Linked DNA regions of Homo sapiens: region 1 is linked to region 2. A link is a loop called in an ENCODE intact Hi-C map of the cell type or tissue named here. Cell type or tissue: Calu3. All regions are shown on one strand. Each heading gives the region's core, and the rest is flanking DNA. Links, peaks and the distances in the headings are about the cores only.

Region 1 (5,371 bases), core at 109-5,108, 230 kb after region 2:
GAAAACCTATAAAATTTTTTAAAAAGAAAATTTAATCTGATCATATTATGTAATGTACAGATGATAATTTTTTTTTACTCCTAGTATTTTCCCTTCTGTCCATTCAAGTAGGCAGTAGCACATTCTCAGGGTAGAAAGAAGAAAATACATTTTCCTGTCTGGCTGTCATTTGTAAATACCAAGCCCACTGAGGGGAGAGGGAGGTCTTCATGGGAATAGCTAAGAGAAGGGATAAGTTTTCATCTTGGCTACACATTAGAAGCCTTTGGAGTCTTATAAAGTAATTGTCCCAGCCACACTGCACACCAGTGGGGTTGGTATGTTTGGTAATTGGGAATATGAATTTTTTTTTCTTTTTTTTACAGCGCTCCAGGTGACTCTGTAAGGAACATGATTGTGCTTTGGTTAAGGATAGGCCGAGGTAGGATGTTTACATCCTGCGCGACTCAGCAAGTTTAGAGGGCAGGCATATAACTCCACTTGTTATTACAGCTATGTAGCCATAACATGGGAACCTCACCACTTGGCCCTTAGCCACTATTGTCTGTAAAAGGTATAATTGCCCTGTTGACACTGTGCAGGCACTGGTGCCCAGAGAAAGTGAGAGAGCCAGAGCTGTCCATCTTTGCAAATGAACAGAGGGGAGCCAGGACACAGTTTGGCTCGCTTGTGGCCAGAGAGAAAGAGTTAAGCGTCTGACCCTGAAGGCAAGGGAGAGCCGGCCACTCAGCTGTGTGTGGGGGCCGCAGGACTAAGCAGCCGAGACAGGGCAGACAGTATGAGAAAGCTGTTGATGAGAGCGGCTGCTAATAAAGCCATTCACCTGTCTACGGTCGCCTGGGTGTTCTTTCTGCTCCTTTCCCCACTCCCTCCAGACCTCAACATGACCTTTGGTGTAGTCATGAACCTGACAGACTCTGATGCATGGCTAAGGTTGATGACTATTATTCTAAGAAAAATAAGAAGGGAGAAGCATTTTTACCTGACTAAACAGTAAGATTCTGCAGGGCTGAAAAGAGAGAAGAGAGAGAGGGCTATGCTTTCCAGAGAAACGGAATTCGGCCATGCTTTTGGCTACATCCCGGAGAGGATGGCTGCATGTTACCCTTTCTAGGGAAGTAAGACTCAATGGGCTTTGGGAGGTTTTAGCTTCATAAACAATTCCTGTATCTCACACTTGGTTTGGAAGCAGTAGGGACGACATACATCTTGATAACTCAGCCAAGCAGGTAACCAATGACAAGATGCATATCCTCCCTTCCATGTTTTCTCTTCCTTCAAAACTGCATATACCCCAGAACCTTTACAAGACCCTGGATTGGGGGGTTGAAGAATCCCTACTTAGGCCGGGCGCGGTGGCTCACTCCTGTAATACCAGCACTTTGGGAGGCTGAGGCGGGCGGATCACGAGGTCCGGAGATGGAGACCATCCTGGCTAACACAGTGGAACCCCGTCTCTACTAAAAATACAGAAGAAATTAGCCAGGCGTGGTGGCGAGCGCCTGTAGTCCCAGCTACTGGGGAGGCTGAGGCAGGAGAATGGCATGAACCCAGGAGGCAGAGCTTGCAGTGAGCCGAGATTACGCCACTGTACTCCAACCTGGGAGACAGAGAGAGACTCCATCGCCAAAAAAAAAAAAAAAAAAAAAAAATCCCTATTTATTACTAAATTCCCCTCCAGTCTGATGAGATGGTGGCCAAATCAATGGTAGTCTGATTTGTAGAGAACAAACAGATACGATATTTCTTGCAACACATGTAGATCTTACTGTTTATAGACGGAATGAATCAAAGCTCTGTATTCACACACCTGAGGACAACGCAAAGGCAATACATCAAATATTATCTCTAATTCCGAGAAAACTCATTTTAATTTTCCTGCCATTTAGTTGTAGAAACATAGTTCCTGGATGCTTCCATGCAAAACACAGGATGTACTAATCCTAACAATGACAGCAATTCAGTGTGATCCACAAAAACGGAATGCAACTCTTATACAGGCCAACAAAGCAGGAGGACCCAGAACTATTGCTGAATTAGCAAAGGGCTCCATCTGCTGATGGTTTATGCACATAAGAGCTGGACAGGGGTTCATGTTGGTATTTGTTTTAGGCAACATTCTTGAAATAATGGTTATGGCATTTCTTGTCCCGTCCTCAGGGAAGACTAGGACAGCTCAAGTAGGTCACAGAAATGTGAAATGAGGAAGAGGTGGTGGTCTGTAAGTTATTAGGGGCAGTGTTTCTTTCTTATTCTGTCTGTAAGTTATTAGGAGCAGTGTTTCTTACTCTGTGAAAAGTTTCCTATAAAAAGGCTTTGGGCACTCACTATCGCCGAGGTAGGGGCAGGTGCTGAGAATTCCAGTTTGCAAAGCCTCTTATCAAGAGACTTATTGTGAGGAAAATGGGATGCATCATTTGCCCTTTCAGTGGGAGGTTCTTCCTCTGGGTGAGTCTAATTTGCTGAAAGAACAATCGTGTCCTTCAGATTGTATTATATGTGTTCAGTGGTTCTTCAGTTTTTCATCCCAGTCTAGGAGAGTTCATCTATCATACTAAAGACTATTTATGGTATAATTAGCCCCTTGTCCAATTTTTCAAATTTTCTAAAATGGTTTTCAGTTAGAAAAGTTAGATAAGCTTGAGATAACCAGATTGAATTGATATAAGCAAAGCAAAGCAAAACAAACAAAAAGCAAAACAAAGCAAATTTTTAAAAAATTAAGGTTTAGCGAATAGGAACAGCTCCGGTCTACAGCTCCCAGCGTGAGCGACGCAGAAGACGGGTGATTTCCGCATTTCCATCTGAGGTACCGGGTTCATCTCACTAGGGAGTGCCAGACAGTGGGCGCAGGCCAGTGGGTGCGCGCACCGTGCGCGAGCCGAAGCAGGGCGAGGCATTGCCTCACCTGGGAAGCACAAGGGGTCAGGGAGTTCCCTTTCCGAGTCAAAGAAGGGGGTGATGGACGCACCTGGAAAATCGGGTCACTCCCACCCGAATATTGCGCTTTTCAGACCGGCTTAAAAAACGGCGCACCACGAGACTATATCCCACACCTGGCTCGGAGGGTCCTACGCCCACGGAATCTCGCTGATTGCTAGCACAGCAGTCTGAGATCAAACTGCAAGGCGATAGCGAGGCTGGGGGAGGGGCGCCCGCCATTGCCCAGGCTTGCTTAGATAAACAAAGCAGCCTGGAAGCTCAAACTGGGTGGAGCCCACCACAGCTCAAGGAGGCCTGCCTGCCTCTGTAGGCTCCACCTCTGGGGGCAGGGCACAGACAAACAAAAAGACAGCAGTAACCTCTGCAGACTTAAATGTCCCTGTCTGACAGCTTTGAAGAGAGCAGTGGTTCTCCCAGCACGCAGCTGGAGATCTGAGAACAGGCAGACTGCCTCCTCAAGTGGGTCCCTGACCCCTGACTCCCGAGCAGCCTAACTGGGAGGCACCCCGCAGCAGGGGCACACTGACACCTCACACTGCAGGGTATTCCAACAGACCTGCAGCTGAGGGTCCTGTCTGTTAGAAGGAAAACTAACAAACAGAAAGGACATCCACACCGAAAACCCATCTGTACATCACCATCATCAAAGACCAAAAGTAGATAAAACCACAAAGATGGGGAAAAAACAGAACAGAAAAACTGGAAACTCTAAAACGCAGAGCGCCTCTCCTCCTCCAAAGGAACGCAGTTCCTCACCAGCAACGGAACAAAGCTGGATGGAGAATGATTTTGACGAGCTGAGAGAGGAAGGCTTCAGACGATCGAATTACTCTGAGCTACGGGAGGACATTCAAACCAAAGGCAAAGAAGTTGAAAACTTTGAAAAAAATTTAGAAGAATGTATAACTAGAATAACCAATACAGGGAAGTGCTTAAAGGAGCTGATGGAGCTGAAAACCAAGGCTCGAGAACTACGTGAAGAATGCAGAAGCCTCAGGAGCCGATGCGATCAACTGGAAGAAAGGGTATCAGCAATGGAAGATGAAATGAATGAAATAAAGCGAGAAGGGAAGTTTAGAGAAAAAAGAATAAAAAGAAATGAGCAAAGCCTCCAAGAAATATGGGACTATGTGAAAAGACCAAATCTACGTCTGATTGGTGTACCTGAAAGTGATGGGGAGAATGGAACCAAGTTGGAAAACACTCTGCAGGATATTATCCAGGAGAACTTCCCCAATCTAGCGAGGGAGGCCAACATTCAGATTCAGGAAATACAGAGAACGCCACAAAGATACTCCTCGAGAAGAGCAACTCCAAGACACATAATTGTCAGATTCACCAAAGTTGAAATGAAGGAAAAAATGTTAAGGGCAGCCAGAGAGAAAGGTCGGGTTACCCTCAAAGGGAAGCCCATCAGACTAACAGCGGATCTCTCGGCAGAAACCCTACAAGCCAGAAGAGAGTGGGGGCCAATATTCAACATTCTTAAAGAAAAGAATTTTCAACCCAGAATTTCATATCCAGCCAAACTAAGCTTCATAAGTGAAGGAGAAATAAAATACTTTACAGACAAGCAAATGCTGAGAGATTTTGTCACCACCAGGCCTGCCCTAAAAGAGCTCCTGAAGGAAGCGCTAAACATGGAAAGGAACAACCGGTACCAGCCACTGCAAAATCATGCCAAAATGTAAAGACCATCGAGACTAGGAAGAAACTGCATCAACTAACGAGCAAAATCACCAGCTAACATCATAATGACAGGATCAAATTCACACATAACAATATTAACTTTAAATGTAAATGGACTAAATTCTCCAATTAAAAGACACAGACTGGCAAGTTGGATAAAGAGTCAAGACCCATCAGTGTGCTGTATTCAGGAAACCCATCTCACGTGCAGAGACACACATAGGCTCAAAATAAAAGGATGGAGGAAGATCTACCAAGCAAATGGAAAACAAAAAAAGGCAGGGGTTGCCATCCTAGTCTATGATAAAACAGACTTTAAACCAACAAAGATCAAAAGAGACAAAGAAGGCCATTACATAATGGTAAAGGGATCAGTTCAACAAGAGGAGCTAACTATCCTAAATATATATGCACCCAATACAGGAGCACCAAGATTCATAAAGCAAGTCCTGAGTGACCTACAAAGAGACTTAGACTCCCACACATTAATAATGGGAGACTTTAACACCCCACTATCAACATTAGACAGATCAACGAGACAGAAAGTTAACAAGGATACCCAGGAATTGAACTCAGCTCTGCACCAAGCAGACCTAATAGACATCTACAGAACTCTCCACCCCAAATCAACAGAATATACATTTTTTTCAGCACCACACCACACCTATTCCAAAACTGACCACATAGTTGGAAGTAAAGCTCTCCTCAGCAAATGTAAAAGAACAGAAATTATAACAAG
Region 2 (5,371 bases), core at 344-5,343:
AAGTTTGAAGCCAGGCATTGATTTCTCTCTAGCTATGAACGTCCTAGATGGCATCTTTTTCCAATAGAAGGCTGTTTCACCTACATAGAAAATCCATTGTTAAGTATAGCTACCTTCATCAGCAATCTTAGCTAGATCTTCTGGTTAGCTTGCTGCAGCTTCTGCATCAGCACTTGCTGCTTCACCTCACACTTTTATGTTTTGGAGACCACATCTTTCCTTAAATCTCATGAGCCAACCTCTGCTAGCTTCAAACTTTTCTTCTGCAGCTTTCTCACCTCTCTCACCCTTCACAGAATTAAAGAGAGTTAGCGCTTTGCTCTGGAATAAGCTTTGGTTTAAGGGAATATTGTGGCTAGTATGATTTTCTATTCAGACCACTCAAACTTTCTCTGCATCAGTAATAAAGCTGTTCTGCTTTCCTATCACTTGTATGGTCACAGGAACAACACTTTTAGTTTTCCTCAAGAACTTTTCCTTTGCATTCACAACTTGGCTAATGGTTTGGTGTAGGAGGCCAAGCTTTGTGCCTGTCTTGTCTTTCCACATGCCTTCCTCACTAAGCTTACCATTTCTAGCTTTTCATATAAAGTGAGAGACTTGCAACTTTTCTTTTCACTTGAACACTTTTACTTTTCACCCTACACTTAGAGGCCATTGTAGGGTGTAGCTGACCTAATTTCAACACTGCTGTGTCTCAGGGAATAGGGAGGCCTGAAGAGAGGGGAAGTGATGGGGACTGCCAGTCGGTAGAGCAGTCAGAACACACACATTTATCAATTATGTTTGCTGACTTATATAAATATAGTTCATGGAACCCCAAAAGAATTACAACAATAACACCACAGATTACTGATCGCAGATCACCATAACAGATAAATGGCACCAATAGATGTACTCAATGCAGAGTCACCACACACTTTCCATTGTAAACAGCACAATATCTGTGAAACACAATAAAATGAAGTGTGGCTGTAGAATGCTGCAGCCAGGAAGTAATTCCAGACTGTGTGCCTAGAGTGTGTATGACTTCTATATTATACTGATAGTGCCAAGAAGGAACAAAGCAGGTATGTGTCAACATTGAACATATTAAGGACCAGCAAATAGCACACTTCCACAGGCCTTCCTACTGTGCTGAGCTGCTAATAGGTTGTCAATAGATATTTATTGGTTAAGTTTTAAAATTTTTTTTCCTGTTGCGGAATGGTGGGCAGGACGCTGAGCTAAGTATCAGACCCAGATGCTAACAAGGGCTCCTCTATTCACCAACCATGTGGCTTTGGATAAGTAACTTATCTGACGCTCATTAAAAAAATTAGAATAATAATAACTGCTAGGCCTACTTCCTAATATTGGGACTATGTATGGAATTCTTCAGAAAATGTGATTTAAAAAAAACAACAACAAATGAAAAGCTTTACAGACCCAAAATCTAAGTTCAAAGAGGCCCACTAGACAGGGTACCACACTTCTGAAAAAAAGCAGCTCAACCTCTTAATTACAGACAGTAAACCAAATTCCACATCCCAGTAAAAGTCTGGCTAATAACTCAGGAATCTTTCATTTGGTCTTACTTCCCTGAACTTATTTTCCTGACTTTTTCATCTGACTCCATCACCCCTCCACCCAAATTAATCAGTTTCCTTTACAAAGTCATTTTCAGGAGCTGAAGTGAAAAAAGTATGCCTCCCAGAGGTTAGAATCTCAGGGGCATTCTGTTCAAAGAACACAGGAAGAAATACTTTGTCCTTTTTCTCTTAACTCAGGCCTCACAGGTCTTTTTGAAAGCCAGAAGCTAAAGTGGCTTAAGAGAAAGCTAGAAGTATTGGGGTAGTGGTGTTCCCACTTCAGGGTGAAGTTGTCAGGATGTACCTGTTTTATGATTCTAGTTCCTTTGATTGGCAGTCCTTGAACTAAATTAAAAACAGAGAAAAGTTCATATGATTTAAACTCATGATGCTTCTTTGTGAAAAGGGAAAATGAGACATGTTGTTAGCCCCAGCATCTCTTTTGAGATGGGGGTTTTACTATGTTGCCCAGGCTGGCCTCAAACTCCTGGATTCAAACTATCCTCCCCCGTAGGTGGAATTACAGGTGCATGCTACCGTGCTTGGCTATGGGCTTGTTTTTAATTGTTGGACGGTCTGGGTGCCCCTTTCACTTTATTCTTTTTTTCCGCTCTCACTTTTTTTTCCTCTCACTTATTAAGTCTTTGTCCTCTTTAAGTCCTCTTCTAAAAGACTGGAATTGCAGGTTACATTTATAACTAAATCTTCCTATCTAGGTAAAGAGAAAATATACTAAATTCCATAGAAAGCAGGTAATTTGTCCACAGGACACAGAGCTGATCACTGTGGAAGATCCCTCCAATCACATCTTCGATTCTCTCTCCCTCTTTCTTTACCTTGCCTTTGCTCTCTCCATGTGACGTGCCTGCTCCCCCTTCACCTTCCACCATGATTGTAAGATTCCTGAGGACTCCCTAGAAGCTGAGCAGATGCCAGCACCATGATTCCTGTAAAGACTGAAGAACCGTGGGTCAACTCTACCTCTTTCCTTTATAAATTACCCGGCCTCAGGTATTTCTTTATAGCAACGCAAGAACAATACCTTATTGTTTTCCCATTCATCCAAACAACTGGAAATTAAGCTTCCTGAGGCTGGAGGCCTTGGGTGTTTAGGACATAGTGAGCGCTCAACAGACACATGTTAAATGAAAGAGCCAATACTTTATTGCGCGCTGCTGTGTGCCCGGTATCGCTCTAGGAGCTGAGAGTAGAGAAGTAACGACTACACTGCGCTTCCTTTGGAGAGAGACACTGGAGAACTAAAACCGACCCAAGCGCTAAGCGATCTGCCTAATAGAGGGAACGCCAGCTGAGACCAGCGCAAGGCGGGCGCTGGGTGGCGTGCGCGACTGCAAAGTCTGGCATGCCCAGGTTCTGCTCCTTGGGCTCCTGCTGCGTGAGCCGATCTGCAGATCCAGCAAAAGACCCGAGAGCGGCTTGAACGCCAGATGATTCCTCCCTGAGGATGCGCCCCAGGCGTTCTGCCCTGGCTCCCAGCCGCCTCCCGGTGCTCCGGGGTTCGGCCTCACACACCTGTCGACCGCGTCGGCCCAGCTGCGGCCCAAGCCTGTGGGACTCCGGGGAGCGAGGCGCCCCCTGCTCCAGGCTGGGAACCAGAAATGCAGCAGGGCCTCAAAAAGAAACAAAATTCTTTCCCTCGGGGTTGCTGCTGCCGCACAACCTTACCCAGCCCGCTCTGCGGATGGGTCGTAGATTCCGGCTGGAAGCCGGAGGAAGTGCATAGAGGGCAGCTTCAAAAGCCAAGGCTGCGCTGCTTTGCGCGGGGCTTCTTCCCTCGCGTGCCCGCGCCGGGTGCCGGAGCAGCCTCCGCAAGCTGCTTTCATCTCGGTCTGCCGGGGCAGGGTCGAACCGCAGCTGTGGGGCTTCCTCTCCAAGCTTCGATTTGAGCTGGATGGAGACAGAAGAGACCGTGGTGCCCAGAGGCCAGTCTCACGGGGGATGGGGGCGGGTGGGATGGGATCAGAAAAAGCTTGAAATTCCTCCTGTACCTTAAACCTAAACAGCTGCGAGAGCCCCAGAGCAGGAAGCGCGGCTGCGGCTGAGAAGCTGGAGGAGGACCGGGGCGGGGAGGAGTAGCCCCAGCAGCAACAGCAGCCAGCCCGGGGGCGTCCTCTCCCAGCGGTGACCAGGGCCAGCCTTTGCCAGCCTGCCCGTCCTCGGACTCCTGGGGAACGTACACACAGCCTTTTGCTTAAGCAAGGCGCTCTGAAGCCGAATTACGTCTGCCTGGCATCCCGAAACACTGACGGCCCTGCTATGGCTGTGGGCAAATTCAGGGGTGGGGGTGTGAGGGGGGGACTAGCAGAGAAAGAGTTAATCTCCCAAGAGGAATATACATCAGTACTCTCCTGTCACTTGCTTTTTATTTAATGTTAATGTTAGACTTCACCAGATATTTCAACTGACAATTTCAACATTTTCACCTACAGAATTTCCTGGAAGGAAAAAAAAGCTTCTTAGTAAACATGTTTCTCTGTCTATGCTTCATAATATTGTCCACTATGGACACAGGAAACCAATCAACCGTTAACAATCACAGACATCATTTTGTGGTGCTTTTTCTTAGGGTATGAATACTTACATTGACTGCAGGTTTAGTTGAACTATAATTGTAACTCTTTGACTAAATGGAACTGATTTTAAATATTCAAACCTTTTTAAACAAAAGTAATAGGGCACGATGGCACTCGCAGCTGTTGGGAGGCTGAGGCAGGAGAATCGCTTGAGCGGAGGAGTTTGAGTTCCGCCTGGGCAACACAGGGAGATCCTGTCTTAACAAAAAAAAAGGTAAACAGTTAAGCATGAGAAAAATAATCTTTCCAGTCTTCCTAGTCTTCCAGAAGGCAGTGACTGACGTCCCTCAAACCATCGACTTTGGTACATTTTCTCCAGAGGATCAAAACCTAGGCCTGACTCTGGCATGGAGCCTGGAACAATGCAAGTAAATTAGACATCCTTTTCCTATGTATGACTGTGCCTTTCTTTGTCATGGTCACCAGGCTCTCCAGACTTTTTGAAAACTACGTAACAGTTACCTTGCAGTGCTCCTGAAAACACGGGGGAAGTTCATATTTGAGAGGCCTGGGAGGGGCTAGGATGATCCTAGTCAAGCACGAGCAGAGCTGCCGCACAGTGAGTGCTCATTGTGTGTTCATGGAAAGCATGAATGATGGTCATACCAAGAGAGGGGCTACCAAACTCTTACAGACGAATGTGAGCGCCAGGATCTCTTTTATTATTATTGATGTCATTATCATCAGTAAAAAAGCATTTAATGAAATTATTTTAAAAGGCTTCTTGCCTAGGGAGTCCAATACCAGCTTGGTACAGTCACAGAGGGCATCTGCCTTCCTTCCCCTCGTCGCCTTCCTCCCACTGTGCGAGCTTCGGAACCCTAAGGCCGGTTCACTGCGCATTGTCCCCGACAAGTTAGCAGCGCTCCCCGAGGGGTGTGAGGCACCAGGTAGGGTGCAGGGCGCGAGCGCGGGGCGGTGGTGCCCGGCGGGGGTGGGGTGCCCACGGACGCAGCCGCCTAGCTCTGCCGGCCGTCCTGAGGCAGCTGCTGGCGCCCGCCGGGAGGCGCGTGGCCACTTGCACTTCAGCGCGCGGTTCTCTCTCCGCAGGCTGCTTTCTAGGATTTGAAAGGGCCATAGCGACAGAAGTCGATCTCTAAGAAGGCATAAACTCGGCCTGAGACGTGGGGGGGAGACACTGCAGAGAAGAGGCCAAGTTCCAGCGCAGAAGGGGGGTTCCGCGGGGCCCTGGGATTGAGGAGACAG

What was found. Hi-C counts contacts between places; a loop is a spot of excess contacts. Peaks named below come from ENCODE experiments on the same cell type or tissue, not always from the same donor. Only the 100,000 strongest peaks of a DNase experiment are listed, where the experiment ranks them.
Region 1: it touches region 2 in a loop (7-fold over the local background); 10 of 110 quality-filtered maps call a loop at or near these places.

The regions. Positions count from the first base shown.
Region 1 is chr6:99,820,867-99,826,237 of GRCh38, forward strand. No RefSeq gene overlaps it. Among named protein-coding and RNA genes, the nearest start is that of MCHR2-AS1, 170 kb to the right of the region's middle. RefSeq lists a silencer at 367-661 and enhancers at 2,969-3,539, 3,124-3,243. In Calu3, for the core only: CTCF peaks have their summits at 2,094 (motif pointing left) and 2,295; a DNase peak (open chromatin) is centred at 2,055.
Region 2 is chr6:99,585,829-99,591,199 of GRCh38, forward strand. It overlaps the pseudogene TSTD3. Among named protein-coding and RNA genes, the nearest start is that of PRDM13, 18 kb to the right of the region's middle. RefSeq lists an enhancer at 3,319-3,488. In Calu3, for the core only: no CTCF peak of the experiment used is centred there; DNase peaks (open chromatin) are centred at 2,933 and 3,653.